3 separate regions of the Homo sapiens genome follow, and regions 1 and 3 are each linked to region 2. Evidence: chromatin contacts called from ENCODE Hi-C or POLR2A ChIA-PET data. All regions are on one chromosome and are shown on one strand. The core of a region is the stretch at or near the end of the contact, and the rest is flanking DNA. Distances in the headings are between cores, read along the strand shown.

Evidence for each region. Hi-C counts contacts between places; a loop is a spot of excess contacts on that map. ChIA-PET counts read pairs that join two places held with the same protein, here RNA polymerase II (POLR2A). Pooled maps may share reads with other maps.
Region 1: a loop to region 2 is called in a map of Calu3, with 6 times the contacts of the local background. The contact joins two enhancer-like sites. A Hi-C loop is called at or near these places in 3 of 168 maps with a recorded cell type or tissue (Calu3, HepG2 and PC-9) and 2 of 50 pooled maps. POLR2A ChIA-PET finds 5 or more read pairs at or near these places in 2 of 52 experiments (PC-9 and activated T-cell).
Region 3: a loop to region 2 is called in a map of PC-9, with 19 times the contacts of the local background. The contact joins two enhancer-like sites. A Hi-C loop is called at or near these places in 2 of 168 maps with a recorded cell type or tissue (Calu3 and PC-9) and 2 of 50 pooled maps. POLR2A ChIA-PET finds 5 or more read pairs at or near these places in 3 of 52 experiments (AG04450, HCT116 and PC-9).

What each region holds. Positions count from the first base shown.
Region 1 is chr7:46,213,920-46,217,553 of GRCh38, reverse strand. No RefSeq gene overlaps it. Among named protein-coding and RNA genes, the nearest start is that of IGFBP3, 290 kb to the right of the region's middle. RefSeq lists enhancers at 1,209-1,503, 1,302-1,803. Within about 2 kb of position 1,418, at least 6 of the 41 ENCODE cell types and tissues checked have a DNase peak (open chromatin) inside an H3K27ac peak, as active enhancers do.
Region 2 is chr7:45,976,289-45,979,915 of GRCh38, reverse strand. LOC102723446 (a long non-coding RNA gene) reads right to left here. Exons shown (of 4, transcript NR_187744.1): 2 at 1,448-1,566; 3 at 1-7. Among named protein-coding and RNA genes, the nearest start is that of IGFBP3, 57 kb to the right of the region's middle. RefSeq lists an enhancer at 1,090-2,289. Within about 2 kb of position 1,640, at least 15 of the 41 ENCODE cell types and tissues checked have a DNase peak (open chromatin) inside an H3K27ac peak, as active enhancers do; they include PC-9, where a contact is called at or near this core.
Region 3 is chr7:46,190,462-46,193,764 of GRCh38, reverse strand. No RefSeq gene overlaps it. Among named protein-coding and RNA genes, the nearest start is that of IGFBP3, 270 kb to the right of the region's middle. Within about 2 kb of position 1,909, at least 2 of the 41 ENCODE cell types and tissues checked have a DNase peak (open chromatin) inside an H3K27ac peak, as active enhancers do; they include PC-9, where a contact is called at or near this core.

The DNA.
Region 1 (3,634 bases), core at 169-2,668, 240 kb before region 2:
AAGCAGAGGCAGGAGGACAAATGTGAGATTGCTGATTCCCAGACTGGGAAAATGGATTAGATTCTCCACCAACTTCTTCCATTGCATTACTTAAATTATTTAGTTCATTAAAAAGAACACGGCTGGGTGCGGTGGCTCATGCTTGTAATCCCAGCACTTTGGGAGGCCGAGGCAGGCGGATCACGGGGTCAAGAGATTGAGACCATCCTGGCCAACATGGTGAAACCCCGTCTCTATTAAAAATACAAAAATTAGCTGGGTGTGGTGGCACGCGCCTGTAGTCCCAGCTGCTCAGGAGGCTGAGTAAGGAGAATCACTTGAACCTGGGAGGCAGAGGTTGCAGTGAACCCAAGATGGCACCACTGCACTCCAACCTGGTGACAGAGTGAGACTCCATCTCAAAAATAAACAAACAAACAAACAAATAAATAAAAAGAACACTGTGCTCATGATGTATGAAGCTCCCTCCAAGGAAGAGACAGGTTCAGGAGTCACAGCTTGGCCCATTCCCACTGTTTGTGGGGACTGTGGGGGCCCACAGTGAGCACTGAGAACAGAGAAGGCTGAGCTTGGATTTGCCCCATGGTGTCCAGTGTTGATGCTGTGCTAGTACAGGGTCTCAAGGGAAGCAAACCAAGACACAGTCCTCTCCCCACTGGGGAGAATAGGACAATAAAGAAAAATTGCACATACCTGTTAGGTCACAGATGTGATGTGAGCCTACAAGAAAAGAACATAGTTCACCTGGAGCATTAACAGCGTCTAATCTTGTTGGAAACATCTAGTGAAAAGGCCAGAGTCTGGGGTAAAAAAGGGAGCAGGAGTTATTGTTGGCCCTAAAAGCTGAAGATGAATCAGGGTGCCTCATTAGAACACAACAGAGTGGAATAAATGTCGCATCCGTGAAGAGGCACAGAGGTGGGAGGTGAGGACAGGGCTGTGCCCATCCACTCCTAACCCTGTTGATGTGTGTTCGCATGGTGGAGAAGATTTCAGAGTCCCAGGCACCTCAGCTGAGCCTGGGTATAACAGGCAAACCCAGCCATTCAGTGACTGAGGAACTGTCTAGAAGAGATGTTTCTGAATAATAGTATGACGATGCTTTCCACACATTTTTTTTTCCCACAATGGAAAATGAACTTGTATTCCCACCTGCAGCATCACATTGCAGAGTCCACTCGGAAGTCTGGAGTGGGTGGGCGGGAGCAGTGCGTGCTGCGAACCTGGAAGCCAGAGCCCTGCATTATCCCGCGGGAGCTCTCCGGAGACTGTGCCTGTGAATGGGCTTTTGTTCCCGCTGCAGGCCCAGGTCCCAGCCATTCATGCCCTCAGCAAATGAGGAAAGGTGCGGAAGACCTGCCCTCGTGGATATGTCCTCACCACCTGCTGGCACAAAGGGCTCTTTCTAAAATCCTCTTACGTAAGAGGCTGTGTTGGCTCGGAGCGCTCCCAGACATTCACAGGAAGGTCAGATAACAAGAGCCACTCAGTCAATGGGGCTCTGATTGGGGAACAATGCCACTGGAATTGTGTTTGTTAGAGAACACTTTGAATGCGGCCTGGAGTCTCTTGTTCTGCTCCTGACAACATCCTTTCTCTGCTGCTGGGTGAAGCAGGTTGCCTTGTTCTGAGTGAGACCCAGTGGGTCTTTGTCCTGCAGCCTCATTTAGGAGCCCCAGATGCCCTCTTTTGTGAGCCCCCGAAGGCTGTTCTTACACACGTGGAGGCACATGGAGGGAGAATGAAGGCCTAGGAGGCTCCTTGTACAGCCTTGTGTGCTGGGCTCCTCCACCATGACTTGATGCCTAAGAACTTCTCCTCTGGGGCTCTCTTGATCTCTCCCTGTCTCTGTCTATCTGTCTCTTTATCTCTCTGCCTCTCTTTTCCTGTTTGTTTCTCTATCTCTACATCTCTCTCTCTCTCTATCTCTTTGACTATCTATCTCTCTGTCTTTTTATCTCTGTCTCTATCTCTTATCTCTCTGTGTCTCTCTGTCCGTCTCTCTGTCTCTATCTCTATCTCTTATCTCTCTCTGTCCTTATCTGTCTCCATGTCTTTATCTCTTATCTCTCTCTGTCTCTATCTGTCTCTCTTCTTTTTCATTCCCCTTTTCCCCAGGAAAGAATCTCTAGAAAATTTCTTGGAATCTCTCTCCAAGCAAAGGCCAAGAAACCCTTCCCTGGGCCCTGGAAGAAAATGTACTCTGGCTGTGCAAGTCCCAGCTCTAGTAGTGCCCTGGGCTGGTGTCCTGCAGGAAAGGGTTAGCTCAGATGGTAAAGAGCAAAGAAGAATGTGCTTGATAGAAGAGTGGAACTGAATCCTCCTCACACCACTTACTGGGTGAGCCCCAGTTTCTTTATTTATGGGATGGAAATCAAATCACCACAGGATATTCATGAGAGTTACCTTACATCTTAAGGTGAAATGCTATGTGTAATGAAGTTTCAACATTATTAGCAACCAGGACCAAGAAGTCCTCAAAACAAAATTAATCATGCTTAGAAATTCAGCACTGAAGGAAGAGTACAGTATCCTGGAACTATTGGTCCACATAATTAAAAAAAAAAAAAAAAGATGTAGGCTTTTCCCTGTAAAATGAAAAAACAACTTCTGAGAATATTGGTTGAGCACAATCTTTGGGTCAGCCTATATCAGAGACCCAACTCTCAGGCCAAGGGGCAGCTCAGGTGCAGAGAGCCAGCAGTACACAGGGCAGCACATGTGCTAGGCACCTGGAAGGAAAGGGGTCACAGGCTAGAGACTCAGAGAGATCATGCAGAGAATGAGATGGAGTCTATGGAGGAGGAAATGCAGTCTCAGCTTTGGACACAAGAAACTGTGCCTGAACAGGGAAGGACAAGGCTGCAGAAGAGAAGAGGATGCCCAGGAAAAGCATGTTACAGGCCTAGTGGAACGACAACCAAAGGAAGGACAGAGGGAGGGACTAGGTCTCACAGGGTCCACAGCAGCCCATTGTCTGGAGGGATGCACCACATCCATCTGGGATCCTGTGCTGGGGACAGGATCTGCCCAGAGGTCTCATTTCTGCTCTGGCCCCAGTACATCTGGATATAGCTTTTCACCCACCAGTGGTTGGAAGTTGCCTGGTGTCAATGGTAATACACAGGCAGAAACAATTCTGATCACCAAATCCCATTATCCTGTTTTATTTTAATGTTCTCGCTATGTATATGATGGCAGGAAAATAATCAGAAAAAAAAATCAGCTGATGGGCTTTCTGAATCCAGCTCACCGTTTGATTTTCTTCTAATGTAAGCAATGGCATTAAACAGTGTCTGCTCATCTCCGACCTGGTCATTAAAGACCATAGCTGGAGCCATGTGACCTACCCGTTCTAAGCCATATTAACTAATGATTTCTATTTGCTAGGGGTAGACAGTCTCCTTGATGGTAGCTCAGCTATCCTTTGGGGCTGATTTTTGGTTTGCTTAGCTAGTTTTCCTTCCACAAAAGAGATACAGCCCCTAATGTCTTGGAAGCTGGACACTCAAGGCTGCCTAGGGCCATAGATGTATTAACCATTGACGTCTGGGGCTTTGCTGACCCCAAGGGACTGCCACTCTCAGGGTTAGCCAATTCCTAGAGATAGTAAATAACTCACCCAGAAATGTAC
Region 2 (3,627 bases), core at 391-2,890:
TATGGTCCTAGAAAAATGAAATGAAGACAAAACACAAATCCCATTTTTTGTTAGATTCAACAGATATGAAATTACTCTGCCTAATTGCTGTAAAGTTCACATTGATTTACTCTCAATTTCTGTTCTTCCCTGTTGCGAGCCAGTGAGACACCCAGCCCTGGTCAGCCGGCCACATCCAGGAGCCTGGTGTGGCCCTCAACCAGTCCTCACCACAAACCTAGGATGCTGGCCCTGCTCCTGTCCTACAGATGGGAAAACTCAAGCCCAAGATTGTAGAGTCTCAGCCCAGGCCTTTGCCCTGCCAAACACCTGGGCACACCTGTGAGCCTAGCTCCTTCCTGACCTCCAGCATGATCAGGGACAGCAGGGACAAAGATCAGAGACGAAGATGACCCAACATGTGTTCTCCCTTGAGGAGGACCACAGATGCCTGAGATCAATGGGTGGACAACCCATGACTGCATCATGGTGTGACAGAGAAACGGTTGGCAGGCCACATGCAACCACAGAGCAGGGAAGAAGAGAATCCTCCCTGCCAGTACAGGGAGAGCCCCTTTCAGCCCCTGGCTCATGCCCCAACCTGGAGACTCAGTTTCACCTGCTCAGCCCTCTCCACACCTGACCTCGAGTTCCACAAACAGAGATGATGATTTATGTGTTTTCACTTCCATCCCCCTTCCCACCTAGCAAGGCATCTGCTCATAAGCAATATCCACAAGAAGTTATTTAAAGGAAATAATCAGCAGAAGAGAAAGTTGGGATGCAGTGGCCTCTTCAAGTCCCCTGCACACCCCCACCCATGCATCCTGTCACAATGACTGTAGTGTGTGAATTCCTATTACTCCCTTTACAGAGGAAGAAAAGAGGTACTCTTGCCCAATATTTTCTTGGGCCTCTGGGCCATCCAGGGCCACAGCCATAGTCCAGGGGTTGAGTTTTGTCTATGCAGCCTCCCCTACTGACCATGAACTCCTCAGGGGCAGGAACATGCTCATCCCTGTCCCATAACTCCAGGCAAGTGGCCCACCAAGGGGCCAAGCACAAGACATCTGCCCTGATATCGGTTGTTCCAGAAACACTAGCGCCTTCTGGGGCCCCATTCTTGCTGCCAAGACTTAAGTAGTCACAAAAACCTACTGTCCCCTATCCTGCTGGTTGAAAGAAAGTATTTAGGGCAACTCAGAGACACTAAGGAAGGAAATGCTTTTCAAACTTTGCAGACTGTAACATGCAAAGGGTTTGAATGTCTCATAGTGAAGTTTTTGTTTTAAGGAACCTGAATATAAAATTAGGAATGAGCTGGAATGCTGTCTTGGACTCCTCGGAGCCTGGAATTTCTCCGACCTTCCCCATAATTGGAGCTGCCCCGTGAGTCTGAACACGCACCCTGTGTGGACGTGAGTTCACTCAGTGAAAAGCTCCCGCTTGCTTAACTCTCACAGCTCACCTTTAAGTGTTTGCGTGGGTGACTTCTTCTGTTGCCCAGACAACCACACTGTCACCGGGCATTTAGCTGTTGACACGTTAGGCATGTTTCACTGCATAGTGAATCAGCATTCTCTGTCTCTGGAATGAAACGAGGAAATTAAACATCAGAAACTTCTAAAGTGGCAGGAGGGCTGAAGTAAGAAATGCACAAGAGGTGACTCATCCTACTTTGATTCTGTGCCTTGGCCACAGACACAAGTTAACCCTGTAATGCCCACTTGGGAACAGTGGCTCCCGGCTCTTAGGCATGCCCAGCCCCTGGCTGCAGCAGGCTCTGACAAGGCTCTGGTGAGAGATGGCAAATACAGTGCCTTTGGGGCCAGCAGACAGCATCATTGCATGGAGAGGTGAGAAGTGAAAAATGCCAGCTCACCCTAAATGCACTCAAATCCCTGTCTTTTCCTCAGTACAGGTCAAAAGAATGATCCAGATTCAGCTCAACTGTGATCCCTGAGATATTCTTTCATGAAATAATTCTTGTAGCCAACACCCTATTGGGACAACCCTTGCTGATTCTGAAAGGTTGTCTATGTCCCTTATTTACTTCCAGCTTCATAATGTCATAGAGATTCTAAGGTGGGGATTCCCATTCATCCCTTTACAAGGGAAGAAAGGAGACACTCTTGACCAAGATCTTTAGACAGACAGCAGAACCGTATAGTTGACTCTGAGATTAAAAACCCAGTGCTCTTTACTCAATAAAATGCTGCCTCTCTAGTGAAATAAGTTAATGCACCTTTATAAATCACCTTATTTTGTGGTTACTCCTTATTTTGAGCCTTATTTCCAGTGGGTTCTCTGGCTGCTCTACCATGTAGTCTTGTTGAACTCCTCATCTGGAAGGGCCACATCTATCATGTGGGGTAAATGAGATCATTTCAGACCTTGGAGTCATAGACCATGAAGAACCTTGGAGGTAAATGGAGAAGAGTAAAGGGCACCATCATTGCTGCCCAGCCCCATCCACCGCACCCGGCACCCACCACCCTGCACTAAGTCCGAGGACAGCAAAGAGGCCAAGTGCTCCTCTCCAAGGGTGTCCCATGTCTTTCTGGGCACCAGATAGTGGGGCCTGTGGTTAATTCCCAGAATGCTGAAAATGTAGGGTTGTATGAAGATAAAAGAAAATAATATGTGTCTAGTATTATGTAAACTGCAAAGAGTAACATCCAAGGAGGGCGTTACCCCATGAGAAATCAACAGACTTGCTACAGCCCATACACAGTATCTGAGGGCGGCTTTGCTGAGGGGCTGGGGTCCTGGGGAGCTGCACCACTTCCAACACCCAAAGCCACCAAAAATTTCCCTCCACTTTGAGCTTTATCTTCCTGTGTTCCCATAGCGTTATGAAGAGAATCCAGAGATGACACCAGCCTTGCTGAGTGCACCTGGTGATGTTTGCTTTAAGGCCAGGGGGTCTTTAGAGAGACCATGACTCATGCTGGGGAGTGGAGCTGAGAGAACAGGGGGTCCCCATCCTCAAGGAGCCCCACACAATGGCAGCTGCAGACATGGAAAGAGAAAGTTATGAGGAAAACAAAGTAAGTTCTACAATAAAGCTCAGAGCCACTTGTCCTTTAACCAGACTGGCTGAGCTGATCCCAACAGGCTGGTGAAGAAAGGAGAGCCCCACCTGCTAAGAAGATTCTGGACACCAAGACCACGGTAGTATTTGAGGATGACCCCTGGGATGCACACAGGGACATGGGTTGCACCTAGAGGGGACGTCAAGGATTCCTCAGGCCCTGGGAGTGTCCAGGAGATGGATGAAGCCCTCCCAAGGTTGGCAGAGCAAGGGCTCCCACCCAGAGCCCTTTCCCGGGTGGATGGAGGAGCCCCTATCACCTCCATGTGTCTGTAGCATGCAGCTCTTCACTTCCCCACCCAGGACCTTTGATTCCCATCTGATTAATAAGGTTAAATTAGCTGGTTCTCTAAGGGGACTCCTGAAACCCCATCCTGCTGGGAAATCCAGATGTAGAACCCAGGGCACTGCATGGGCAGCACCAGTGCCTATCTCCACCTCCCAGCCCTGGTGAGGATGGCAGGGGAGGTGCTGGAACATCCTCCTGGGGCCATCGAGCCTGTCATGCTGAGGCTGGGCACTGCCCTGCTGAACATTCCCAGTGCCCTCAGTGC
Region 3 (3,303 bases), core at 660-3,159, 210 kb before region 2:
CTTACCAAAATATTCATTAATTGTAACAAATAAACATGCCCTATATATATGATTTCATATATATAAATATATGAATATATATATGAATTCTTATATAAATATATGAATATATATGAATTCATATATAAATATATGAATATATATGAAATCATATATAAAAATATTTGTATATGAATTCATATATATTCATATATTTATATCTATATGAATTTATATATATGAATTCATATATATATGAATATATATAAATATATGAATATATATATGGTGTGGTTTTATATATGATGCTGATAATGGGGCAAATGGGTGTGAAATATATAAGAACTCTCTTTGCAAACTTTCTGTAATATAAACTAATTCTGAAATTAAAAGTTTCCTTTTTTAATTATTTTTCAATTTGGCCCATTTTCTAGTGGAGAAAGGAAGCAACTTTATACACAACTATGAAGCAGAGAAGAAGGTGGAATGTGAATTGTTCTGACGGTGTTAAATGGTAGGACGTTATTAATCTGGGGAAAATAAAGGTGACAAGTTGTAACTTTGCATGACATTTGAAAGCACTGCTAAAGGAGGATGTAGCAGGCTGCCTGGAAAGTCACCAGCACTTTGAAAACAGTGGCTGCCCAAGTTCTTGACTGTGTTGTCATACAGGTACCTCACTCAAAGGGTGGGTGCCAAACTGGGAGACTGTATTTGTGCTTCTGTTGTGTGTGTGTTGTTTTTTTCTTTCTTTCTTTCTAATTTAGTCTTCAGGTCTCTCTCACATGAGTGCGATAAACTCTAGCACTTCCCTGATTCAGGAATTTGGTGATAGATGTTTGCAGTGTGCCTCTCATAAGATACTTCTTTATCCTTGTGGATGGGCTGATACCTAAGTGTCACTTGTGACCAGCTATCACTTTCACAGAAACTGATTTTTACTGCCCTTGTGGATCATGTCTCACCTGTGTTCAGTTTATTCCTACTAAGATAGCCAATGTCTAGGAAAGCCCTGCCCAGGAGAGAAGTTATTCTCTGGTCTATGGATCAGATGAGAAAGAGGAGGCAACTCAACAAAATCCATGAAATCACAGAAGCAGTTTCTTACAGATCCCAGAGAGAAGAAGGCAGCATGCTTCACAGGGCCAGTGGGAAAGGAGGAGCCAACAGGGAAACAAACGTTCAAACAGTGGATGGGGAACAAGAGAGAGAACAAGGGACCTACGGGCCAAAGTGTTCATTGGAGTCCAAGGCATTATCCCAGCAGGCTTCCCAAGGGGAGTTCTAATTGATTAGAGCCAGCAGGCATCAGCTCCGTGCAGTCATGCTGCAACTGAGACATGATCACTGTGGCACATCTGTGAGATCCATGCTGGGGGTGGGAGTCAGTGAGGTAAGTCAAGTAGGTTGTATCCAGCTGTCTCATAGGAAAGTGGTCAGCAGGGGATGATTTATAGGGCAGATGTCCAGGTCAACCATGCTCAGGAACTGGGAGCAGGTAAAGAACTAGGCACCATGTCAAGGGTGACAAGGAAGTTAAACCTATATTCAAAGTGGATGTTGAAGCCACACAAAATTATAAGAATTCACTACAGCTTCCTATACCAGTCTGCACATTAAAATCACAGAAATACTGCATAGAAATACCAATTCCTAGGCCACCTATGGTGATGTTAATTTAGTAGGTCTGCAATGAGACCCAGGAATTTTTATATTTAGATGGGTGTACATTTTACCCTAAGCCTTTCGTTTAGATGATTGCAACCACAATTCTTTCAGGCAAATTATTCAACTACTTGGAATCCACATCCACATCCTTTTCTCCTGACTGAAACAGAGGAAAGTATTTTTCCCTAGCCCATCCTAGAAACGTATAACTCACTCACCGCTCCCTATTACAAAGAATACCCCTGCTCTATGGTTTGTATGGAATGTGACTCCAAGTACTGATCTCATTTGAATTGTTTCCTTTATACCTGCACGGCCACCTATGTGTCCCTGTCAATGTTGTTTTTGTGTTTTCCACATGTCAATGCATATGTTTCCAAGTACACGCCTGACAGCGAAGAGAAGTCTTTAACTTGATAAAAGTGAACCTGGATGTTAGCTAGTTTGAACTGATGAAGCAGTGAGAGGCGTCGCATGGTACAGCTTGCATTAAACTGGTTTGCACCTCAACTTCAGTGGGTATATAAACCCCCAGGGCCTTGTTAACTGCAGATGCTGATTCAGTAGGTATAGGATGGGGGTGGAGAGTCTGTTCTCAGGTGAGGTGGAGGCTCCTGGTCTTGAATGCAAGGCATCACTCCCTCTAGAAGAGGTGTGTACCCTTGGTCTCTGAGGCAAACCATTACTCTCCCCAGGTGACTGGGTGCCCTTGGTCTCTGATGTAGACCATTGCCCTCTCCAGGTGATTGTGGTACCCTTTCTGTCTGATATAAGGCATCACCCTCTCCGGAAAGTAAATCTCCAGTGGCTGGGAGGAAGCTACATTATTGATTGTCACTGAACACTCTATGAGACAGAGACTTGAGCGGAGAGTGTTGTGCCTTGTGGTGTGTGTAGAGTAAGGTTTGCCTTACAACTCAGCAATGGTGAAAGGGAGGAATGGTATCCCAGGACACCAGCGGCAACTCATATCTTCTCTTGAGAATTTGGTTGGGTGGGCAGACGTCCACAGTAAGGGGCCCTTCTTCAACAGCTTCCAGGTACCAAGAGGAGTCTCTCTCCCCTGTCCATGGTTTGAGAAACTCAGGAGGTGCTGTGTTCCCTGCAAGTTACTGAGCTGTTGTTATTGTTTACCTGGTCCCTTCAGGCATGCTGTTAAAAAAAAAATCAGTACTCTGATTTGCACAGATTTGCACAGTACTCTGATTTTTCACTTATCTTTGGAATGTTCATCAACACTAGTTTGTGCCCAGTACTGCAGTTTCTGCTCTATGTAGAGCAATGAATAAAACACAGCCTCTGTCCTCACATAGCTTTCACTGCCTTTCAGGTGATAAGCATGTCAATCAATAATCACAGAATTGATCCATATGGATGTGATGGTAGATGTGTTCACTACACAGATAGTTTTGATCACCTACTATGTGCCCAGCACTACTCTGGATACTTGTAATTCATCAATAAACCAATAGCAACAAAAACATAGATTTCTTGGCCAAGCATGATGGCTCACACCTGTAATCTCAGCACTTTAGAAGGCTAAGGAGGGTGGATCACTTCAGGACAGGAGTTTGAGACCAGCCTGGCCAACATGGCGAAACCCCGTCTCTACTAAAAATACAAAAATTAGCCAGGCATGGTGGCACATGCCTGTAT